Regions from separate parts of the Homo sapiens genome. Here region 2 is linked to region 1. Evidence: read pairs that join two places in POLR2A ChIA-PET (ENCODE). Cell type or tissue: OCI-LY7. All regions are shown on one strand. Each heading gives the region's core, and the rest is flanking DNA. Links, peaks and the distances in the headings are about the cores only. Region 1 has its middle 70 kb from the start of SPRED1. Region 2 has its middle 4.4 kb from the start of LINC01852.

Evidence for each region. Peaks named below come from ENCODE experiments on the same cell type or tissue, not always from the same donor. Only the 100,000 strongest peaks of a DNase experiment are listed, where the experiment ranks them.
Region 2: POLR2A ChIA-PET joins it to region 1 with 6 read pairs; 3 of 35 experiments call an interaction of 5 or more read pairs at or near these places.

Annotation. Positions count from the first base shown.
Region 1 is chr15:38,179,818-38,185,208 of GRCh38, forward strand. No RefSeq gene overlaps it. Among named protein-coding and RNA genes, the nearest start is that of SPRED1, 70 kb to the right of the region's middle. In OCI-LY7, for the core only: no CTCF peak of the experiment used is centred there; no DNase peak of the experiment used is centred there.
Region 2 is chr15:38,074,736-38,080,126 of GRCh38, forward strand. No RefSeq gene overlaps it. Among named protein-coding and RNA genes, the nearest start is that of LINC01852, 4.4 kb to the left of the region's middle. In OCI-LY7, for the core only: no CTCF peak of the experiment used is centred there; DNase peaks (open chromatin) are centred at 936 and 2,276; H3K4me3 peaks cover 4,405 bases; H3K27ac peaks cover 4,932 bases.

The DNA.
Region 1 (5,391 bases), core at 314-5,313:
CAGAATAAGTTTTTTTTTTTTTACCACAATGAGATTAATCTATAAATCAATAATGGAAAAGTAACTAGACTATCCCAAAATATTTGTAAATTAAGCAATATATTTCTAAATAACAAACGGATAAAATAAGAAATCATAATGGAAATTAGAAAATATATTGAGGCCGAGCACAGTGGCTCACACCAGTAATCTCAACACTTTGGGAGTCTGAGGTGGGTGGATCACTTGAGCCCAGGAGTTCAAGACCAGCTTGGGCAACCTGGTGAAACCACATCTCTACAAAAAATATTAGACTGGCATGGTGGTGTGCACCCGTAGTCCCAGCTACCAAGGAGGCTGAGGGGGAAGAATTGTTTGAGCCTGGGGAGGTCAAAGCTACAGTGAGCCATGATCATGCCACTGCCCTCCAGCATGGATGACAGAGTGAAACCCTGAAAAAGAGAGAGAAAGAAAATATTTTGACCTAAATGATAGCAAAAATGTGACATATTAATGACCCCAAAGCACAGGCAACGAAAACAAAAGTAGCCAAATGGGAATGGCATCAAACTGAAATGCTTCTGCACACACAGCAAAGGAAACAATCAACAGAGTGAAGAGACCATTTATGGAATGAGAGAAAACATTTGCATACAACACATCTGATAAGGAGTTAATATCCAAAATGTATAAAGAACACAAACAACTCAATAGCAAGAAAACAAATAACCTGATTTTAAAATGGGCAAAAGACCTGAGTAGATATTTCTCAAAAAAATAAAAAATGTCAAAGGACAACAGGTATATGAAAAATGCTCAACATCACTAATCATTAGAGAAATGCAAATTAGGACCACAATGAGATACCACCTCACACCTGTAAGGATAGCTTTTATCAAAAAGACAAAAGGTAACAAGTGTTGGTCAGAAAAGGGAACCCTTGTACACTGTTCATGAGACAGTAAATTAGTATAGCCATATGGAAAACAGTATGGAAGTTCCTCAAAAAATTAAAAATAGAATTACCATATGATCCAGCAATTTTATTTCTGAGTATGGATATCCAAAGGAAATGAAATCAGTTATGTTGAAGAGATATTTGCACTCCCATGTTCATTCCAGTATTATTCACAATAGCCAAGATAAGGAATCAACCTAAGTGTCCAATAGTAGATGAATGAATAAAGAAAATATATACACAATGGTATATTATTTGGCCTTAAGAAAAGGAAATTCTGTCATTTGTGACAACATGGATGAACCTGGAGGACATTATGTTAAGTGAAATAAGCCAGGCACAGAAAGATAGATACTATAAGCTCTCACTTATATGTGGAATTAAAAAAAAAAATCAAACTCATGGAAGCAGAAAGGAGAATAGTGGCGATTACCAGAGGCTGGGGTTGGGGAGAGGAGTTTTAGAGGGATGGTGAGATGTTGGTCAAAGCGCATAAAGTTTCAGTTAGACAAGAGGAGTTAGTTCAGGAGATCTATTGTACAGCATGGTGACTAGAGTTAACAATAACAAATTGTAATGAATGTCTTCATCACAAAACATCAATATGTTAAGTGCTGGATACATTAGTTAACTTGGTTTAATCATTCCACAATGTCTACATATATCAAAACGTGTATAATGTGCAATGTCACATTGTACATTATAAATATATACAATTTTTCATTTGTCATTTTCAAAAATATTAAAATATGTATGATTTGTTCTATGCAGCTAATGCAGTACTCAGAGGAAAAGATATTACTTTGAGTACATCTTTTAGAAACAAAGAAGGATTAAATATCAAGGATATAAGCTTCCATCTCAAGAAACTAATCTGGAAAAAAAACTAAACCCTAAAAAACAGAAAAAAATTAAGAGTAGAAATCAATAAAATAGAAAGCAAATATATATTAGAGAAAATTAAGGCAAAAGATAGTTATTTGAAAACAAATGTAAAAGCTGATAAACTTCAAGAAAAATTAATCAAGAAAATGAGAATATATTTTTAATATCATATATAATAAGGGGGACTTTATTGCAGATTCCATAGACATTAAAAAGATAATAGATAAATAAATTTGATTTTAGATGAACAATTTCATTGAAAAGCATAACTTACCAAAAATGAATTTAATAATAAAATTTTATTTGTTTTTAATTGGCAAAAAATTATATATATTTGTCTTATATAACAAAATGTTTTGATATATGAATACATTGTAGAGTGGCTAAATTGAGCTAAATAACATATGCATAATCTCATATACTTATTTTTTACAGTGAGAAGAGTTAAAACCTACTCTCTTAGCAATTGTCAAGAATATAATACATTGTTATTAACTATAGCCACCATCTTATACATTAGAAGTGTTTAATTTATTCCTAACTGAAATTCAGTATCCTTTGACCAATATCTCTTCCCTCCTCCAATAGAAATTCTTATAGCCCTGTATCTCTTAAAGAAAATGAATCCGTAATTAAAACAATGAAAGCTCCAAGCCCAAATGGCTTCGCCAGTAAATTTTTTTAATTATTTAAAGAATTAAGAATAATCTTATTCAAACTCTTCCTGATAATGGAAAGAAAAACTGCTTCCCAACTCGTAAGGCCAGGATAACCTTGATATCAAACTTGACATTAACATTACAAGGAAGGAAAATTACAGGCCGGTATTGCTCATGAACATAATGCAAAAATCCCAAACAAAATATTAGCAAACTGAATCCACTAATACACACAAACAGATAATAAATACATTCAAATCCAGTAAAGTTTATTACAAGAATGCAAGATTGGTTAACGTTTGAAAATCAACAAAAACTAATAGAATAAAGGAGAAAATTCACACGATTATTTCAAGAGGAAAATAAACCTGAGCCAGTCTCACTTACAATTCCAGGCTTTAGATCAGTAATAGAACAGCATTGTGTGGATAAGAAATGCATTCAACTTTAAAATAACAGAAAATGATCAAACAACTGAGTAAAATTAGCTTGAAGAGAAGGGGGTTCATGAAGTCCAGAGGTACACAGTTAAAGATGCTGCAATGTTTAATGATGCCATCGGGGATTCAGATTCTATCCTTCTGCTCTGCTGCTTTTTAAAGCAACCACAACAGTGCCTGGCACAATAGCATGTATTCAGTAAATATTTGTTAAATGAAAGAATCGATGAGTTGATCTTCACCCTGAAGATTATTATCTAATGGCCAGAAGACTAGACTCAGGTCCATGTTCCAGGCAGAAGGGCAAAGCAGAAAGGGGTGTGGTGCCTATATCTAGAAAGTCAGAAACCCTCAGCTTTCATCTCCTTGTATAGAACTGACTCATTTGGCCACCTGACTGCAAGAGAGCTTGGAGAATAAGTATTTTTAGCTGGGCACAGTATCATCCTGGAAAAAAAAAAAAAAAAACGGGAGTTCTGTTACTAAAGAGAAAGAGAGAATAGATGCTGGGTCCCTTTATATAGAAGATACAACAACATACACTGTTAAGTCCGCAAAATGAGTAAGAAGAGGCACCATCTCTAAGGAGACTGAAGTTTAACAAGTGGATGAGAGAAATAAGTAATCATTATATAGGGAAGAATAAGAGCACAGGCATGCAAGAGGTTGAAACAAAGTGCTCTGGGAAATCAATGGGGGAAAAGACAGAGTCTGGTTAGAGAGACCTGAACTGATTCATGGAATAAAACCTTTAAGAAGTTTTTTTTCTTTTTTGAGACGGAATCTCACTCTGTCACCCAGGCTGGAGTGCAATGGCACGATCTCGGCTCACTGCAACCTCCGCCTCCCGGGTTCAAGCGATTCTCCTGCCTCAGCCTCCCTAGTAGCTGGGACTATAGGCACCCGCCACTACACCCGGCTAATTTTTTGTATTTTTAGTAGAGATGGGGTTTCACCGTGTTAGCCAGGATGGTCACGATCTCCTGACCTCGTGATCCGCCCGCCTCGGCCTCCCAAAGTGCTGGGATTACAGGCCTGAGCCACCGCACCCCGTTTCACTTTTAAGAAGTTTTAAAGATGGCTAAGATCTCAACAAGTAGCAATGGGCGCATTCAATATCGTATAGAATAATGCATTCTAGCGGTACAAACAGAAGCAAAAGCAATTAGGCAATAAACCTGGCATCTGAGGAATGGCACATGTATGTTATAGTATATCAGATATTCATAAAAGCCTGCTTGGAGATAAAGCTGGAAATATAATTTGGACTATATCATGGAGGCATTGACTGCTGGGTGAAGAATTCAAATTTGATCCAATTGACAAAGAAGAGGCAATGCAGGATCTGGGTCAAGAAAGCCTTGAGACAGATGTGGTACTACTGAAAGCGTATTCTGAAGTGTAAGAAAAGTTTGAGGCTGGGGGTGGTGGCTCACGCCTGTAATCCCAGCACTTTGAGAGGCCGAGGCAGGCGGATCACGAGGTCAAGAGATCGAGACCATCCTGGCCAAAATGGTGAAACCCCGTCCCTACTAACAATACAAAAATTATAATCCTTTGGGTATATACCCAGTAATGGGTGAGTTGATGGATGCAGCAAACCACCATGGCACGTGTAACCTATGTAACAAAACTGCACGTTCTGCACATGTACCCCAGAACTTAAAATATAATAATTTTTTAAAAATTCTGCAATTAAAAAAATAATACAAATATTAGCTGAGCATTGTGGCATATTTGTGTAGTCCCAGCTACTCAGGAGGTGGAGGCAGGACAATCACTTGAACCCATGAGGCGGAGGTTGCAGTGAGCTGAGATCACGCCACTGCACTCCAGTCTGGGTGACAGAGCAGGACTCTGTCTCAAAAAATAAAAATAAAAAAAAAAAGGTTTGGAATAGGAAGACAAGTTTCCAGGACATTCTGATTGTCTAGCAAAGAGATCTCTGTTCCAGGCATGAAGAAAAGCAAAGCAAAAAGTTCTTTGTCCTATACAGGTTTAATCAAAGTAATATGGGGAGCAACAAAAGGGCAGTTGGCTGGATGAAGAGGGTTGAAAAATGTGGTGCCTTTTTTTGTTGTTGTTTTGTGACAGGGTCTCCCTATGTTGCCCAGGCTGGCCTTCAACTCCTGGGCTCAAGTGACCTGCCTACCTTAGCCTCCCGAAGTGCTGGGAGTACAGGCATATACCACTGCACCCACCTGGTCTTAAACTTTACAGAAAGACAGTAGTGATGACGTTAACAGAAGGAGAGGTGAGAAGAGGAGATCTAGCAGCATTTGTTTAGCCGGCTATTATAAACATCAGGCTACAGACAAATCGAGAGATTGGGCCCAAGATACAGCTTTACTATTCATCCACATGGACACACAGAACTTCTCTGAGGGAAGAAACCCAGGACAAAGTCATGTAAAAAGCTTAGTGGATGGAAAATTTAAGAAGAGCCAGTGAACAAACAATAGAGGAAATG
Region 2 (5,391 bases), core at 272-5,271, 110 kb before region 1:
TGAATCAGTATACACACAGATAGAGAGAGAGGAGTGCTTGTCATATACCAAGTACCATACTAAGCACTTTACACGCATTCCCTCATTGAATGCTCACAATAGCCTATGAGGAAGATGCTATTACTACCCCCATTTTACAGAAAACAGACCAAAGCTGAGAGGGGTTAATTTTAACTTTATCAAGGTCACACAGATGTTAAATGGCCAAGTCACACAATGTGACTCCTGGGCCTGATCTCTTTCACGCTAGGCTTCACTGATACTTGAGGCACAAACACGTGGGGACACACTGGACACAGAGGTCTAGACTTGGAAGCCAGGAAAGCTCCAGCCAAGACATAGGTTTTTGTGTTTCAGCAAGGGAGGGGCTACAATGGCATGCCTGAAGGCCACAGGAGGGAGAATCTGCCTCATCCTACCCCACTTGGAAAGAAAGAAGGCCATGTGAGGACCTGCTAATTTCACACCGAAACTCTCTTTTGAGAAAGCAAAAGAGTGTGAATTCAGTCACTCCCTATTCTGAGCGGTCTTGTGATTTTATCTTTTAAACAATGCTCTGTAAACAATCGTGTCAAACCTTGCTAGTTGTCACGGCAAAGGGGACAAGACAGTGCTTAATTATACTGCTAATAAAATGTGCAGCCTATAATTGACACACATCACTTTTCCCCCATAACTCATTAGTCAAAACTAATACACCACCTCAACTACGATAAGTCCAGGAAATGAATTCCAGCCCTGTGCCCAGAATAGGGGACAAGAAGGACTAAAAATGCATGGTAACCAGCCCTAGTGATGACCATGACGCTCAATAAACACTGCTCTTCTTCCGATGAATGGCGAATACCAGTCCTTTTTTATAACTTCCTATTTTATAGCTAGTCCATGAGACTTTAGAGCAGCTCTCATGTGGAAGGCTCTGTAATCTCAGGAGTCATGCGTGTCATGACAAGATTCAACAAGAGCTTCTGGCTGCACCAGGCTACAAAGGCGTTCTCTTGCTTCTTATGAGCTCCACCATCCCAGAAGAGGAAAAAATGAAAATAAAGTCTTAAGGAAAATGGTCTGCTTTGGCATACCCAACTTGAAGATCATTGTGGGAGGGAGCAGGAAATATTCAAATAAAAGCAAAAGCAAATTTTGACCACAGAACTAAGAAAGTCTGTAGGAAAGATGCTGGAGTGACAGGAAACATCACTGACATTTTCATTTTCTCTCACATCAGATTTGCCCAGCTGTGTCTTATGGAAATGATTCTTAACCTCTCCTCAATATTTCCCAAACGAACTTGCCTTTGTTTTGGTGTTTTCTGAGCAATTCAAAGCTCATCTGGAGTTAATACGATACATACTTTGTTCATTGACTGACCTGTGTAGAAATGCCGATCAACTTCTCTCTTTTTTGACTTCTGCTTAACTTCAGACTCAAATTATCCTATCCTATTCTTATCTGATCATTCCTCGATTGTTGGGCATTGTAGATTGTTACTAATTTTTAAAAATCATACGTATAAAAAGAAGCACTAAAATAAATATTCTGGTACATAAAATCTCTCTCTGCGTATATAATTGTCTCCGGAGACTGGAATCACTCAGTAAAATTGTGCAAATTTTGCTCCAGAAAAGCACCCTGACCCGTGTCTTTACCTCTACTTGTAGAAAGACCACACAAAGGGAGTAGCTGCTGAAGAGAAACAGCATCACCTGGAGTTATGGGAATTACCTGGCCTTTGTGTTTCATGGACGACAGTGGAATTCAATTCTTCAGGAATATTGTTCAGGACGGTATATATGTCTCAAGATTTCCCTATTTACAAAATGTAGCATAAAAGTGGCCTGATTTTAAATGACTATACAACCACATAGCAACAGACTGCTTATGATCCAGTAAGTGAAAAAAGTGGACCCTACAATGACAATCAAATTTTTTTTAAATGCTGGCAAAAAGGAATGTCAAATACAACCTCAAAGTATCAATGTGTGCAGATAATAGGAATGTTTTTTTCTTGAATCTTCCAAAATTTTAGAATATGATGAGATTGGTTTATAATGATGTAAAAAAAAAAAAGTTGCATAAAGGACACATCTGATGAGAATGTGAGCTGGGAAAGCTGTGTCACAGCTGCACTTTCAGAAGTACCCGGCCATTGTTGCACTGGAGCCAGCCCCAGTTGCCTGGATGTAGAGGCCACATTTGGCATCCCCAGGGTTTTCATGTAGCTACTTCCTCTCCCCACAAACAGGCAACCACCCGGGCGGCTAAGCCAACAATGCGATGTCGTGCTTCATCACCAGACCTGACTGGGAGGCCCGCTGCAGGCCCCAGACCTCCTCCGAGAGAGCGGACTAAACTCGCAGGGGTGTTTCAGAGCAAAATGGTTTCAAAGCAAGAAACCTTTTAAAACAAACAGGAAACGAGCCCCTCAAACCCAAACCATGTGGAAAGATAGGCCACATGATTTAAACAAACCAACAAGAATACAAGTTTGTATAAATACCCTGGTACTTGCGCATTTCTAAAAATCATTGCAGTCCAATTGGGAAAAACCTGTTTAAGAAACATTTATTAAGAACCTTCATAGGCCAGGCATTGTGTTCATCTTAAGGTTTCAAATTAAATAACATCTCAGCCCTCCTGGGACACCCATTCTACCGAAAGAGATACACATGCAAATAATGAATCAAGCCTGGCAATATGAAAATTTTAATAAAAAAGGCAACGCATGCCTCTATCTTAACAGAAAAGGAAACTAAAAGGGCCCACTAGATTTAGCAATTAAGTAAAAAATTCCTAGGCTAGGGGATGAAAGATGCAGTGAATTGAGGAGGTAAGGTAATGGAGACGAAATAAACACTATTCTCTCAAGAAGCTTAGCTGAGAGGAAAAGAGAAAAGACAGGAGGATAACAGGTTAAGTTGGAATTCAGGATTCATGAGGCTATTTTCCCTAGTGGGAGAGGTGTGAATACGTTTGTAGAGTGAGAGGAAGATTTCAAGGTAGAAGTTGAAGATACAAGACAGGGACGATGGAAGGGGATGGCGTTCAGCACATATTTAACTAGTACAAGCTTTTCCTCTTGGAATTTTTACCCTACCAACCAGAAACACAACGTTTCTGCCCGTATAAAGAGCTCATCTTTTCCAGCTTTTCACCTTGCATGGTTTTAGCAGGACATTAGATGTATGATCCTGTCTTATGTAAATCTGGAATTTTAAAAAATAACAAAGATCATTTAGAATTTACGAATTTTTGTCTACTCTAAAAGGAAACAAATTTATAGCTATTTCATACTTCCCTTTGCATTTTCTTTCTTCCTCAAGATCATTACGTAAATGATGCGACTTCCAAGTTGTAAGAAACAAAGATGCACTGCAAATCACTGAGTCGAGAGAAACCCCGTTATCCATAAGTTAGTTTGATGAAGAAAAAGGGAAGCATTACCAGGGAGAATATTATATTTTTCTTTTCTTTTTGAAGTGTTTGAGATTTTAGTTACATTTCCTTTTAACTTATTTTAAATTATTTATTTTTTCAAAATTCACTGGTTTATCACAAATGTGCATCTGTTCACCAAACATGGATAAAATCAAAAGAATGAAAATATTTCTTAATAGAAATAATACTTTTTCCATGCATTAGTTGCTTTGCTTTTTTCTTCAGTTAATCAAAATTAATGTTGGTTTCCTAAAAACAGATGTTTGAGTGGAAAAGACAATAATAAAATGAAATAATCCTTTGCAATGAATTTTTTCAAGTCTTTCAAATATGAAACTTTCTGCAGAGTTCTAGTGGTCAAAGGAAATTACAGGATACAGGGTCTAGTCAGCTTGAATAGCAAATCTTATTTTATCCATTCTTGATCTTTTAGAGATAATGTTACAATCTAAAAATGAACACTTCCTGTTGCTGTGAACAGTAGACTGCCCATCGTTGCTAACATACAAGATATTTATTATTTCACTTCACACAGAACCAGGACCCAAACTAGCACTGATAAACGAAGTGGCCATGGAATCTGGAGTGGAAGCAGAGAGCTGAAAATACCACTGTCTTTTTTCAGATGGTAATTGTGTGTCTGAAAAGTACATAAATATTGTTTTCCTTTTCATTGCATTTTTGCTTTAAATACATTGTATTAGGTTGATCTTCAATTAACAGTCTTTTTTGATAATTTAGCCAGTTTTTCTCTCCCCAGCTTCCTCCTATGTTGTTTAGTAAGATATTGTCTGTAAATAAATAGTGTGGTGTCAGGGAAGGACAGAAGCATTTTAGAGAAACCCTTCAAGGAGTTATTTTGCAAAGCAAGAAAATTCTTGTTAGGTGAATAACCATCCCCTTTATTTACTATTTTGAAATTTGGGGTCTTCTATATTATGTTTTCTTAAAACAGAGCATTCCTGAATAGAAGAAGCCTATCAAAGAAACCTTCAACTCTGCCATTTCTGAAAACATAAAAACCCAAATGTGACTTATCACATCAGTACAGCATAAAGAATTTGGTCAAATTTAATGAAAATGGTCATAAGAAAAAAGATGGACAGAATAGAAAGCAGGAATCAATTATTTTACCACGTGGAAGCAACCTATGGTCTGGGCCGGGGATTGGCACACTACAGCCGTGGGCCAAGTGCAGCCTTCCACCTGTTTTTGTAAATAAAGTTTTATTGGAATGCAGCCACACACATTCGCTTATGTATTCTCTATGGCCATTTTTGTGCCACAGTGACAGAGTTGGGGAGCTGCCACAAAGGCCATATGGCCTGCAAAGCCTAAAATATTTACTCTCTGGCCCTTTATGGAAAAGGTTCGCTGAAGCTGGTCTAAAGGAGCATGAGGGCTGATGTCTGTTGGAAACATTACATAAACAATTACAAAATCTTTTAGACCTGTGGCTCAAAGAATGTCTGTACCTTTACCCAGAAAAAAAAGAGCAATTCAAAACTTATTTAGATAAACAATTGTTTCTTAAACTTTTAAATTGTCTGTTCCTGGCAACTGTAATAAGAAGTAGTAACTCCTTTTCTAATGCACTTTGAAAATTCATCTTTAAAAAGTATGGTTTGCCTTCCCATACCACTTTAGAATGTTAAGAGCCTCATCTAATGCTATATATATATACATATTTTGGTCAAAGTGGTTTCTTCCCCCACGTAATGCTCAGTTCTATTTTCAACATTTATCCTTCTATGTGAGGTTCTTCCTTCTAAACAATAGCTAATATCTTAGCCCACTTAGCTATTATCTCTATCCTTGGGCTCCTTTCAGTGTATTTGGGTTGGAGTTTTTTTTTTCTAGTGTATCTCTGGAAGTGTACTTGTCTATATTTATTCTGCAGATGACTAGTTCAGTGTGCTTCATTTTACTTCCTTCCTTAATAAACTATTTGTCAAC